Regions from separate parts of the Homo sapiens genome. Here region 2 is linked to region 1. A link is a loop called in an ENCODE intact Hi-C map of the cell type or tissue named here. Cell type or tissue: heart right ventricle. All regions are shown on one strand. Each heading gives the region's core, and the rest is flanking DNA. Links, peaks and the distances in the headings are about the cores only.

Evidence for each region. Hi-C counts contacts between places; a loop is a spot of excess contacts. Peaks named below come from ENCODE experiments on the same cell type or tissue, not always from the same donor. Only the 100,000 strongest peaks of a DNase experiment are listed, where the experiment ranks them.
Region 2: it touches region 1 in a loop (3-fold over the local background); 3 of 110 quality-filtered maps call a loop at or near these places.

The regions. Positions count from the first base shown.
Region 1 is chr5:2,142,342-2,147,716 of GRCh38, reverse strand. No RefSeq gene overlaps it. Among named protein-coding and RNA genes, the nearest start is that of CTD-2194D22.4, 260 kb to the right of the region's middle. RefSeq lists enhancers at 443-942, 1,637-2,136, 2,137-2,638, 3,283-3,816. In heart right ventricle, for the core only: no CTCF peak of the experiment used is centred there; no DNase peak of the experiment used is centred there; H3K27me3 peaks cover 1,526 bases.
Region 2 is chr5:1,973,625-1,978,999 of GRCh38, reverse strand. The region is part of intron 2 of LOC105374618 (a long non-coding RNA gene); the gene reads right to left. Among named protein-coding and RNA genes, the nearest start is that of CTD-2194D22.4, 89 kb to the right of the region's middle. RefSeq lists an enhancer at 4,822-5,321. In heart right ventricle, for the core only: a CTCF peak has its summit at 2,892 (motif pointing left); no DNase peak of the experiment used is centred there.

The sequences.
Region 1 (5,375 bases), core at 185-5,184:
CGGTGGCTCAAACCTGTAATCCCAGCACTTTGGTAGGCCAAGGCGGGCCGAGGTCAGGAGTTCGAGACCAGCTAGGCCAACATGGTGAAACCCTGTCTCTACTAAAAATACAAAAATTAGTCTGTAATCCCAGCTACTTGGGAGGCTAAGACAGGAAAATCACTGGAACCTGGGAGGCAGAGGTAGCAGGGAGCCTAGATTGCACTCCATTCTGGGTGACAGAGCAAGAGTCCATCTCAAAAAAAAAAAAAAAAGTCATTGAGAAGATTCTAGGAGCTGAGCCTTGGTGGCACTGGGGCTGAGAAACAGGTGCAGTGGTGATGTGGGGACCCAGGTGAGAGTTGAGAAGGTGGCGTTTGGAGGGATGGTTCAGCGGGAGTGGGCTGAGCCTCATCAGGGAAGAGACATAGAAGGATGTGGTTCTGCGGACATGGCGTGTGGAATAGGAGACACAGTCAAGGCCAACTCCAGCTGACTTGGGGCACGCACATGCTCTGCAGGGGTAGTTCCTCTCATCCTCTCACCAAGAAAACTCAGCACCAGAAAGAGAAGAGGTTTGTGGAAAAGACAACAAGTTTACTCTGGGATGTGTTAATGCAATGGGCTGCATGTGTTCACCCCTCCCCAAATCCATGTGTTGAAATCCGAATCCCCAACATGATGGTGAGGAGGTGGAGGCTCTGGGAAGTGATTAGGTCATGATGGTGAGGAGGTGGAGGATCTGGAAGTGATCAGGTCCTGATGGTGAGGAGGTGGAGGATCTGGAAGTGATTAGGTGGTGATGGTGAGGAGGTGGAGGATCTGGAAGTGATTAGGTCGTGATGGTGAGGAGGTGGAGGATCTGGGAAGTGATTAGGTCGTGATGGTGAGGAGGTGGAGGATCTGGAAGTGATTAGGTCGTGATGGCGAGGAGGTGGAGGATCTGGGAAGTGATTAGGTCGTGATGGTGAGGAGGTGGAGGATCTGGGAAGTGATTAGGTCGTGATGGTGAGGAGGTGGAGGCTCTGGGAAGTGATTAGGTAGTGATGGTGAGGAGATGGAGGATCTGGAAGTGATTAGCTCATGATGGTGAGGAAGTAGAGGATCTGGAAGTGATTAGGTCGTGATGGTGAGGAGGTGGAGGATCTGGAAGTGATTAGGTCGTGATGGTGAGGAGGTGGAGGCTCTGGGAAGTGATTAGGTCGTGACGGTGAGGAGGTGGAGGATCTGGAAGTGATTAGGTCGTGATGGTGAGGAGGTGGAGGCTCTGGGAAGTGATTAGGTCGTGATGGTGAGGAGGTGGAGGATCTGGAAGTGATTAGGTGGTGATGGTGAGGAGGTGGAGGATCTGGAAGTGATTAGGTCGTGATGGTGAGGAGGTTGAGGATCTGGAAGTGATTAGGTCGTGATGGTGAGGAGGTGGAGGATCTGGAAGTGATTAGGTCGTGATGGTGAGGAGGTGGAGGATCTGGAAGTGATTAGGTCGTGATGGTGAGGAGGTGGAGGATCTGGAAGTGATTAGGTCGTGATGGTGAGGAGGTGGAGGATCTGGAAGTGATTATGTCGTGATGGTGAGGAGGTGGAGGATCTGGAAGTGATTATGTCGTGATGGTGACGAGGTGGAGGATCTGGAAGTGATTAGGTCGTGATGGTCAGGAGGTGGAGGATCTGGGAAGTGATTAGGTCGTGATCGTGAGTAGGTGGAGGATCCGGGAAGTGCTTAGGTCGTGATGGTGAGGAGGTGGAGGACCTGGGAAGTGATTAGGTCGTGATGGTGAGGAGGTGGAGGATCTGGGAAGTGATTAGGTCGTGATGGTGAGGAGGTGGAGGATCTGGAAGTGATTAGGTCGTGATGGTGAGGAGGTGGAGGATCTGGAAGTGATTAGGTCGTGATGGTGAGGAGGTGGAGGATCTGGAAGTGATTAGGTCGTGATGGTGAGTAGGTGGAGGATCCGGGAAGTGATTAGGTCGTGACGGTGAGGAGGTGGAGGATCCGGGAAGTGATTAGGTCGTGATGGTGAGGAGGTGGAGGATCCGGGAAGTGATTAGGTCGTGATGGTGAGGAGGTGGAGGATCTGGAAGTGATTAGGTCGTGATGGTGAGGAGGTGGAGGATCTGGAAGTGATTAGGTCGTGATGGTGAGGAGGTGGAGGATCTGGAAGTGATTAGGTCGTGATGGTGAGGAGGTGGAGGATCTGGAAATGATTAGGTCATGATGGTGAGGAGGTGGAGGCTCTGGACGTGATTAGGTCGTGATGGTGAGGAGGTGGAGGATCTGGAAGTGATTAGGTCGTGATGGTGAGGAGGTGGAGGATCTGGAATTGATTAGGTCGTTTTGGTGACAAGGTGGAGGATCTGGAAGTGATTAGGTCGTGATGGTGAGGAGGTGGAGGATCTGGAAGTGATTAGGTCGTGACGGTGAGGAGGTGGAGGATCTGGAAGTGATTAGGTCGTCAGGGTGCAGCCCTCCTGAATGGGATTAGTGCCCTTAAACCAGAGGCCCCAGAGGCATCCCTGGCTCCTTCCACTATGAACCAGAAAGTGGGACCTCACCAGACTGCAAGTCTGCTGGATGATTTCATCTTGGGCTTCTCATCCTCCAGAGCTGTGGGCAATAAATTTCCATTATTTATCAGCTACTTGGCCTACATATTCTGTTATAGCCACCAGATGGACTAACAGTTGAGTTTATAAATCTATAAACATCTTCTTCTAGAGGCTGAAGTCCAGGTTGGGGCATCAACCTATGAGACAGCTTGCAACTGCTGTGGCTGGACAACCTGTGGTGCCAGAGCTTCTCAGCCCGGCATTCTCAAACCACGTGGTGGTGCAGGGCTGAGGAAGCCACGGGCATACTCCAGCCTCATGTAGGGAGCCTCCTACCATAGGTGGTTTTGCAAAGGGATTTTCTCCAGCCTCACAGAGGGAGCCTTCTCCGAGAGGTGGTTTTGCGGAGGGACTCTGGGTTTGCCTCCTTTTGCTGGGCTTGCACTTCTCTTTGTCCTCCCGGGTCTGTTACTCCATCTCCTTCCAGGGTTGGGCTTTTTCTGAACACCTGGCTGTGCACATGCATGCTAGGACTCCATAACCTGCTCCACTCAAAAAGGAGAAGAGATTCAGAGCCTGTGGGTGGAACAGGGCTGCTGACCAGGTGAGGTGTCCTGGCGTGGGATGGAGGAGAACCCCAGCCGGGCAGCATGGAGAGATTTGGAGAAATCCAACACGTGTGGGCGTGAGGTTAAAACCCTCCTCTGTGCCACACAACAGCCGAGTCATGATTGCTCATACATGATCCTGGGCAGGTGCACTCTCGCTGGAATGTGTCTGTTGAGGGAGAGGGAGGTGGGGTGCATTGGTGGGATCAGCACCTGTGGCCTCAGAAGACTGTCACCTGGTTCTCTGTCACCCAGTGGCTTCCCAAGGAAATGAGCTGCTCATGTTGAATCCTAGAATAGCCACTTGCACGTAGGTTATATCTCTATAAACAAACAGCAAACAGGGCTCTGCTGGCTGCTTTTCTTATAGCACCATCTATGGCCTGCAGGCTTCAAGGACAGCCATTGTCTCTCAGGCAGCCCTCCTGTGGGTCACCTGATGGTCGGAAGGAGGGGTGAGCCCCGGATTCAGTAGCCGTCAGTGTGAGATCACAGGTGCCACTCAAGGATCTTCCCAGGTCGATTACTCCATCTCCTTCCAGGGTCAGAGTGGTGGGGAGAGGCCTTTCCACCAGAATATCTGTTGTGGCAGTGCTTCATGGCTTCCACATTGTGAAATGCCACCCATTCTGACCCTTCAAAGAAGTCACTTTGCTACAAACGAAGAGCAGGTGGTTTAAGCAGATTGAGTGATGCATGGGCGGGTGCCGAGGTCTCGGAGCAAGGCTTCCGTGCTCTGGGTGGAGCTCGCCAGCTCTGAACATGGGTCTGTGGGGGTCAAGCACTCAGATCTGAGGGGCCGGGCAAGGTGCAGGGCTGAGGAGACACAAGAGTGTTCATCACTGACAGAAAAAAAAAAAAAAGATAAAGAATTGAATCTAAAAATGTAGAGGTGGCTAAAAAAATTATGGAATATTCAGGCACTTAGGTGTTATATAATTACTTTAAAACAGTATTTTAAATTATAAATGTATAATTTATAATTATAAAACAATAAAATGGCACTCATAAAGTTCAATGAAATAAATGACAGAAATGTTTAAATTGGGCATGTTCTAACTTCTATAATGCTTATATGTTTACATTTTTTACATGGAAAAATAGAAGAAATATTTGTATTTACACCTGCAGATATTAGTGTGCTCTTATTTTTATCATTATGCTTTTCCCTAATATTTAAATATTCAACAAATGTTATTTTTAAAACAAAAAATAACTTAGAAAAAAGAAAGGGGAGGAGCGGGCGTGGGTGTGAGGCTGTGGTTCCCATCGGCCACTGCACGGTGCCCGGCCGGTCGTTGAAGTATGATTCTGCCCTGGTTCAGCTCAGCCTCACAACACTCCCAGGAACCTCAGTGCATGGCGACAGAGCAAACCTCAGTGCATGTAGGGGCCTGGCATGGGGGAAACGCTCCGCACGTGGACACCAGAACATTCTATGAGGATGGTTTGTGGATTCTCCACTTAGGGAGGAGACTCAGATGTGGAGGAATGAGGGTCTGGGGCTGCCTGTAGGTCCCCAGGGGCTCCAGTCCAGAGCTGAGGCTCCCTCTGTAGCTCACCCTTGTTTTGAGTGACGCCCACAAGGTAGGTGCACCGAGCTGGGGCAGGAAAGAGCTGAATCCCATGTTTGCTGCATTATTGTCTGAACATTTTGGCAGGAGAAAAATCGTTAGCACCCCTTTCTGAAAGCTGTGATTTTAGCATGGAGCTCCATCCCCGGAAGCTGGAGCTCCCCAAGCCCACTCCTGTCTGCATCCAGGCTGCAGCTGACGGAATTGCAGAAAACACACAGGGAAGAAGGTGATTGCCGGGGGTGCCGGGACATCAGAACCCAGCCACACTCGGAGCCTCGCAGATTCCAGAGTGGCTTCAAAACCTGAGGCGGGAAAGGCGTGGGAAAGCACTGATGTGGTGGTCCTCCCCTGCCATGCAGCTCTCACCACGGCCTCTCTGTTAGGCAGCCTGGTGTCCCCATGCCAGCGACATCGGCAAGATGGGAATGTCCAGAGGAAATGTCACCTTCCGTCCTCAAATAGCAAACAAACAAAAAAAGCTGCTCAACACTCTTAGTTGTGCTTCCTCAGCTCAGAAACAAAGAAGGACTTTTTAAATAAGCATGCACACCCACACACACCCTCACACACCCGCTTTCGCTAGGTGTCTGTTTTAACACGTGCATGTGCTTTCACTTTGTAGTAGATTAAAGTGGCAATTTCTTCTTTCTTCAAAAATAAAAGC
Region 2 (5,375 bases), core at 103-5,102, 170 kb after region 1:
TTAGCAGTGTGAGAACGGACTAATACATATTATTTACAAATATTTTCTCTCATTTGATAGGTTATGTTTTCACCTTCTTAGTAGTGTCCTTTGATTCACAAAAGCTTTTTATTTTGGTGAAGTCCAAATTATCCATTGTTTTGTGGTTTTGACTATGCTTTCAGTGTTACATTTAAGAAACCATAGTCTGATCCAAGGTCACAAAAATACACCTATGTTTTCCTATAACAGTTTCATATTTTTAGCACTTATATTTAAGTCTTTGTTCTATTTTAAGTTGACTTCTTATTTGGTGTGAGATAGGGATACACAATTGTTGTTTTGCATATGGATATCCAGTTGTTCAGTACTTTATTATCATTATTATTATTATTATGAGCCTACATCAGGCTTTGCCCCAGCACTATTTATTAAAAAGTCTGTTTTCCCCCAATGAATGGTCTTAGCACCATTGTCAAAAATCAATTGGTCATACATGTATGAGTTTATTTCTAGAATCTCAATTCTATTTCCTTGCTCTGTATGTCTATCTTGTGTCAGTACCATACTGTTTTAATTACTGTAGCTGTGTAGTAAGCTTTGAAATTGGGAAGTGTTAGCCCTCCAATTTTGTTCTCTTTTTATACATTGTTTTAGTTATTCATGGTTCCTTGCAATTCCATACACATTTTGGAGTTAGTTTTTCCATTTCTGGAAAAAAAAAAGCCCATTGAAATTTTAATAGTGATCAATTGGTCACTTTGGGGAATATTGTCATCTTTACAACATTAAGTCTCCAATCCATGAATATAGGATGTCCTTCCACTTATTGAAGTCTGTTTTACTTTCTTTCAACAATATTTTATAGTTTTGAGTGTATAAGCCTTGCATCTCCTACGCTGAATTTATTACTGAGCACTTTATTTTTGATGTTACTGTAAACAGAATTGTTTTTATAATTTCCTTTCTGGATTGTTCATTGCTAATAGTATAGAAATAAAACTGATTTAGGTATGTTGATCATGCAACCTTTCTGAACTCATTTATTAGTTCTAATAGGTTTTCACAGATTTCTTTAGGGGTTTCTACATGCAAGATTATGCGATCTGTGAGTAGAGAAAGTTTCGTTTCCTCCTTTCCAATCTGGATGCCTTTTATTTCTTTTTCTTGCCTAATTGCCCTGGCAAGAACTCTAGTACAATGTTGAATAGAAGTGGTGAGAATAAACACTCATCTTTCTCCTGACCTTAGGAGTTATGTTTTCAGGCTTCCAACACTGAGTGTGATGTTAGCTGTGGATTTTTCATATACTGCTTTTATTACATTGAAGTAATGACGGAGAAAATGATGCCGTGGTCTTAGGTCTCTGGTAAACAGTTGTCTAAACTCTTAAAAAGCAGAATTTTTTTTAATTGTCAATATGTCATTAACTGTGAGAAAAAAATCCTGTGCTAGATTTAGATAATTTAGGTGTTAAAACATGTATCACTTGACTTCCCCAAATGTCCCTCCAAAAGATGAGTCCACAACAGGACTAACTCTGATGCTCCACAATGGTGCGCCAATTTAAGAACCTTTCTAGCAAATGAGGCCCTAAGAAGACATAGGTCATCTCAGGAGCCAAGAAACATTCACTGAGTATCTTAGAAAGATTGTTTTAGAAAGCAGTCTAGACTCCAGTCTTATCAATCCCAATCCTTAAATGCTGAACAGATAACTCATTGCTTTATTCATTTACTCATTCACCCAACAAATGTTAGTCAATCTCCAAGTAGTATCTCAGGCACTGAGGATCCAAAGGGAAATGAATAGGCCCCCACCCCAAGGTGCCCAGTGTTCTTGGGGGCGAGCTTGAAGCGCACTGAGATGCAATCTGAAATGAGTGAGAGAAACAGCAACAATGCAGCTTATGGCACTCACAGATTCCAGGGGAGGAGTGGGTAGCCAGCCATTCACTCACTCACTCAGCAAGTACTGCTACGGTCAGTATAATAAAGCTCAAGATGCTACTGTCAACCAGTGGGGTGCATGGACCAATAAACAGGTGGCAACCGGTATGATCAATCAGTGGCAGAGCACAAGGAGCCCCCTTTTTGTACTATTTAGTTTTTTGGAGATCAGGGAAAGAGAATTGGAGGAATCACCAAAAAATAAATGTGAAGGCCATTGAGGGAACTGAGAACACGTGAATTAGTAGGGCGTTGGCAAACCAATGGTCAGGACATCTCTAGGATAAAATTCCATTCCCAGCCACTTGAGAAAAGCTAGGGATTTAAATACCAAGCATGAGACGTGTTCTCACAGGACCCAGAGCAGCCTGTTGAGATGGGGGCCAGGAGGGATCATCTCTACTTTGCAAATGAAAACCAGAAATCAGAAAACAAATCCAAGGGAATCGATCCAGCTCTTAGATGTGTCTTCAACACCAATTTTACCTCCACCACTCATAATCTCCCTCCACCAAGCCCTTGTTTGAAACGTGGCCATTGCAGTGGTAAGAATTGGGTAGTGCTGGATCCTGACACGATTCACCCAATCTCCTCCTCACTCTATCACCCAGCCAGGAGCGGAGGAGAAAGACAAGTCACCACCCTACTCAATGACCGCCAGTGCTTCTCAAGCTTATCTTGGGGATAGTGGTTGATCTCTCAGCTTGAAGTACATGGTGGGTTCCGTGAACGACACACGTTTCTTTTATTCTTTACTGGTTGCATTTCGACTGTCTAATTTATTTTAGTACCACTTTAATTTCTTTCAGGCCCTGGGCCTGTGCTAATCTGCGTTTCCAAAGTTAGAAGACATTTATTTATGAACTGACAAATTGTTATTATTCTTTTTCTTTCTTTTGGGTTCTTAAAGAACCATAACTAGAGGCAGAAGTTAGTTTGAAGAGCATATTCCCAGAGCACCCCCTGCTGTCAAAGAAAAAAAAATCAACAGCCACCTATGGGCCAGGAGTGAAGTCTTGAGGCACAGAGTGAAAATGAGACCTTGGGAAAATTAACTTGCATTCAAGAACCTAGAAAAGGAGATGTTATCACAGCAAGCATGTTCTTTCTATGACGACTTAACCTTCAATCTTGATCCTCCACTGTTTTACTGTCTGATTGATAACCTGATAGACTTGCTCAATGTATTTATTTAGTCTTTGCTAATAAAGTATTAAGTGCACTTTAAATAAGACAACTTTTCCCCATGCTTGCATATCCTTTGTACTGGTGAGAGTAGGTGAACTGCTAGAACAAACAGACACAAAACGTTCATGATTTAACATGCAAAACTTTACTTCTCTCCCCATTCCCAGAGCATTGTGTTGGAAGAGGTGAGGGTCTCGGCTCCACGCAGTCATTTGGGGCCCCTGGGTCTGTGGCACTGCCATCTTTAACGCATGGCATCCAAATCTACCATGGACTAGAACAGTAAAAAGAACAGATTATTTAAGCTGGAGGTAGCTTCCATCTCGCCCACCAACACAGGCTTGGGCAGAACTCACAGGTGCAAGGAGACCTTGGGCTGTAATTTGGCTGTGTGCCCAGGAAAAGGAGAAACACGGCATTAGAGAGCAACGACATTCTCTGCCAGTTTCCTGTTGTAAAACTCTTTCAAATTTCCACGCCTTCTCTTAGGTGATCTAATCCAAATCTGAACTGGCCCACTTGTCCATAAACATGGCAAAAACTTAGAAGCTGCTGAGCCCTGCCCACCCAGCTCCTCTTCTTCCTCTACCAAGAAGCTAAAGAGACACAGGTCTGAGGGTGGAAACACAGTGATGGCTTTGGTGGTGGTTTCTGGAAGGGGTTCTTGTCTGAGGTTCAGGGCACCTTCCCCTTCCTGATTCTCTCTGGCGCTGGGGTGCATGCCTTGCCTAGGATGCTTGATAGGAGTTCCAGCTGCAAAGCACATTGCTACAGCGCATGCTGACTGTGTGTACCTGAAACCGTGGTTTCCTGGCGCTCTTTGAGAAAGAAGCTTCCAGCAAAGAAGTTTCAGGTCCCAAGTTCATGGGGATGATTGGATCCCACCCCTTTCACTGAAGCCCACTGGACTGTAAGCTGTCAGAAGGCAGGTGCTGGTCTCCTGAGCTTCTTTGCGTGGGGCTGCATGGCAGCTGAGACGTCTGGAGCGGAGCTAATCGTTAATGGGTGAAGGTGGCGTGTACTCCCAGGACGCCCCGGGGAGCCCATTAAGCTGCTTCATTGGCTGCTTTTACTTGGATATGTCAGGTCTCATCCATCTATTCCAACTCTGCTCACTACATCCAGGGGCTGAGAAATCGCTCAATCGCCAGACGTCTTCCATTGCTCATTCTTGCACAATTTGCCCCGTGATTATATCCAGCGATGCAAATAGCCAAGCTCTGAGACAGGAAAGTTCTGAATGTGGTCGAGGGCGCTTGACTTGGGACTCTGCTTCTCTTGTAAATTTATTGTTTTTATGGAGATTGTATTAAAATATTAGAACATAATTCAAAGGGGCAAGGCTCACTAAAACAACTGATAAGTAGGGAGATAGCCATGTTTTCTGACCTTCAAATTGTTATCACAAAATATTTTAGATTTAACTTTCCTAAAAATCTGCATGAACTTAAAAGTTCCTGAAGAGGTTGCTTGGTAAAAGACTATTAGGAGGAAAGCCAGACCGTGCCTGAAGAGTAAAAACTAAAACTCCGTGAATCATCTCACAGGCAGCAAGACCCTGCTTGCTTAACGATGAACTTAACGAAGAACCCGGCCACCCTAACCAACACCCCAAGAATACAAAGGAAGAATTCTACCTTTTTTGAGTGAGTGTTTTTTCTAATGTCCTAAGGATACCTCATTAGGTGCTTTGTAGTATCTGATAGGACAGATACTGCAGTGTTTTTTCTTGCTGTCTTTCCAGAATTCCCTGGAGATATCGTGAAGTTAATTACAAACATAATTTCAAAAATTACATGATCTGGGCACTGCCCCTCCCCTCAGCTGAAAGCCAGTGTGGACCAGCCTTCTTTGGCTGGTGTAGACGGTGTTCAAGTCACAACTAAATCGCGCCTTCCTCCTCCGCCTCTGCTCTCCTTCCCTCCTTGTTTAATTGCAGCGTTGCTGCCAAACCGCTTTTGAAATATACCTCCACTCTCAGCACGTCCCAGATGAAGCAGGTTTAATGAATTGGTTTGCAGGGAGACTTGAATGAGTCACCAGCACCTGGGGCCCCAGGGATGCTGCATCAGATAATCACTCATTGTTGCTTTCTGATGCCAGAAAGAAACCAAGAAAACAGTTCACATTCAGAAGAAAGGATGGCTCGGCAGATGGAAACAGGCGCTGGCGGAGCTGTCGGCCACTCACAACGGGCAGAGCCCAGCCCGCGGGAGCTGGACCGGGATCAGATGTTACACACTGTGTGGGTGCTGCTTT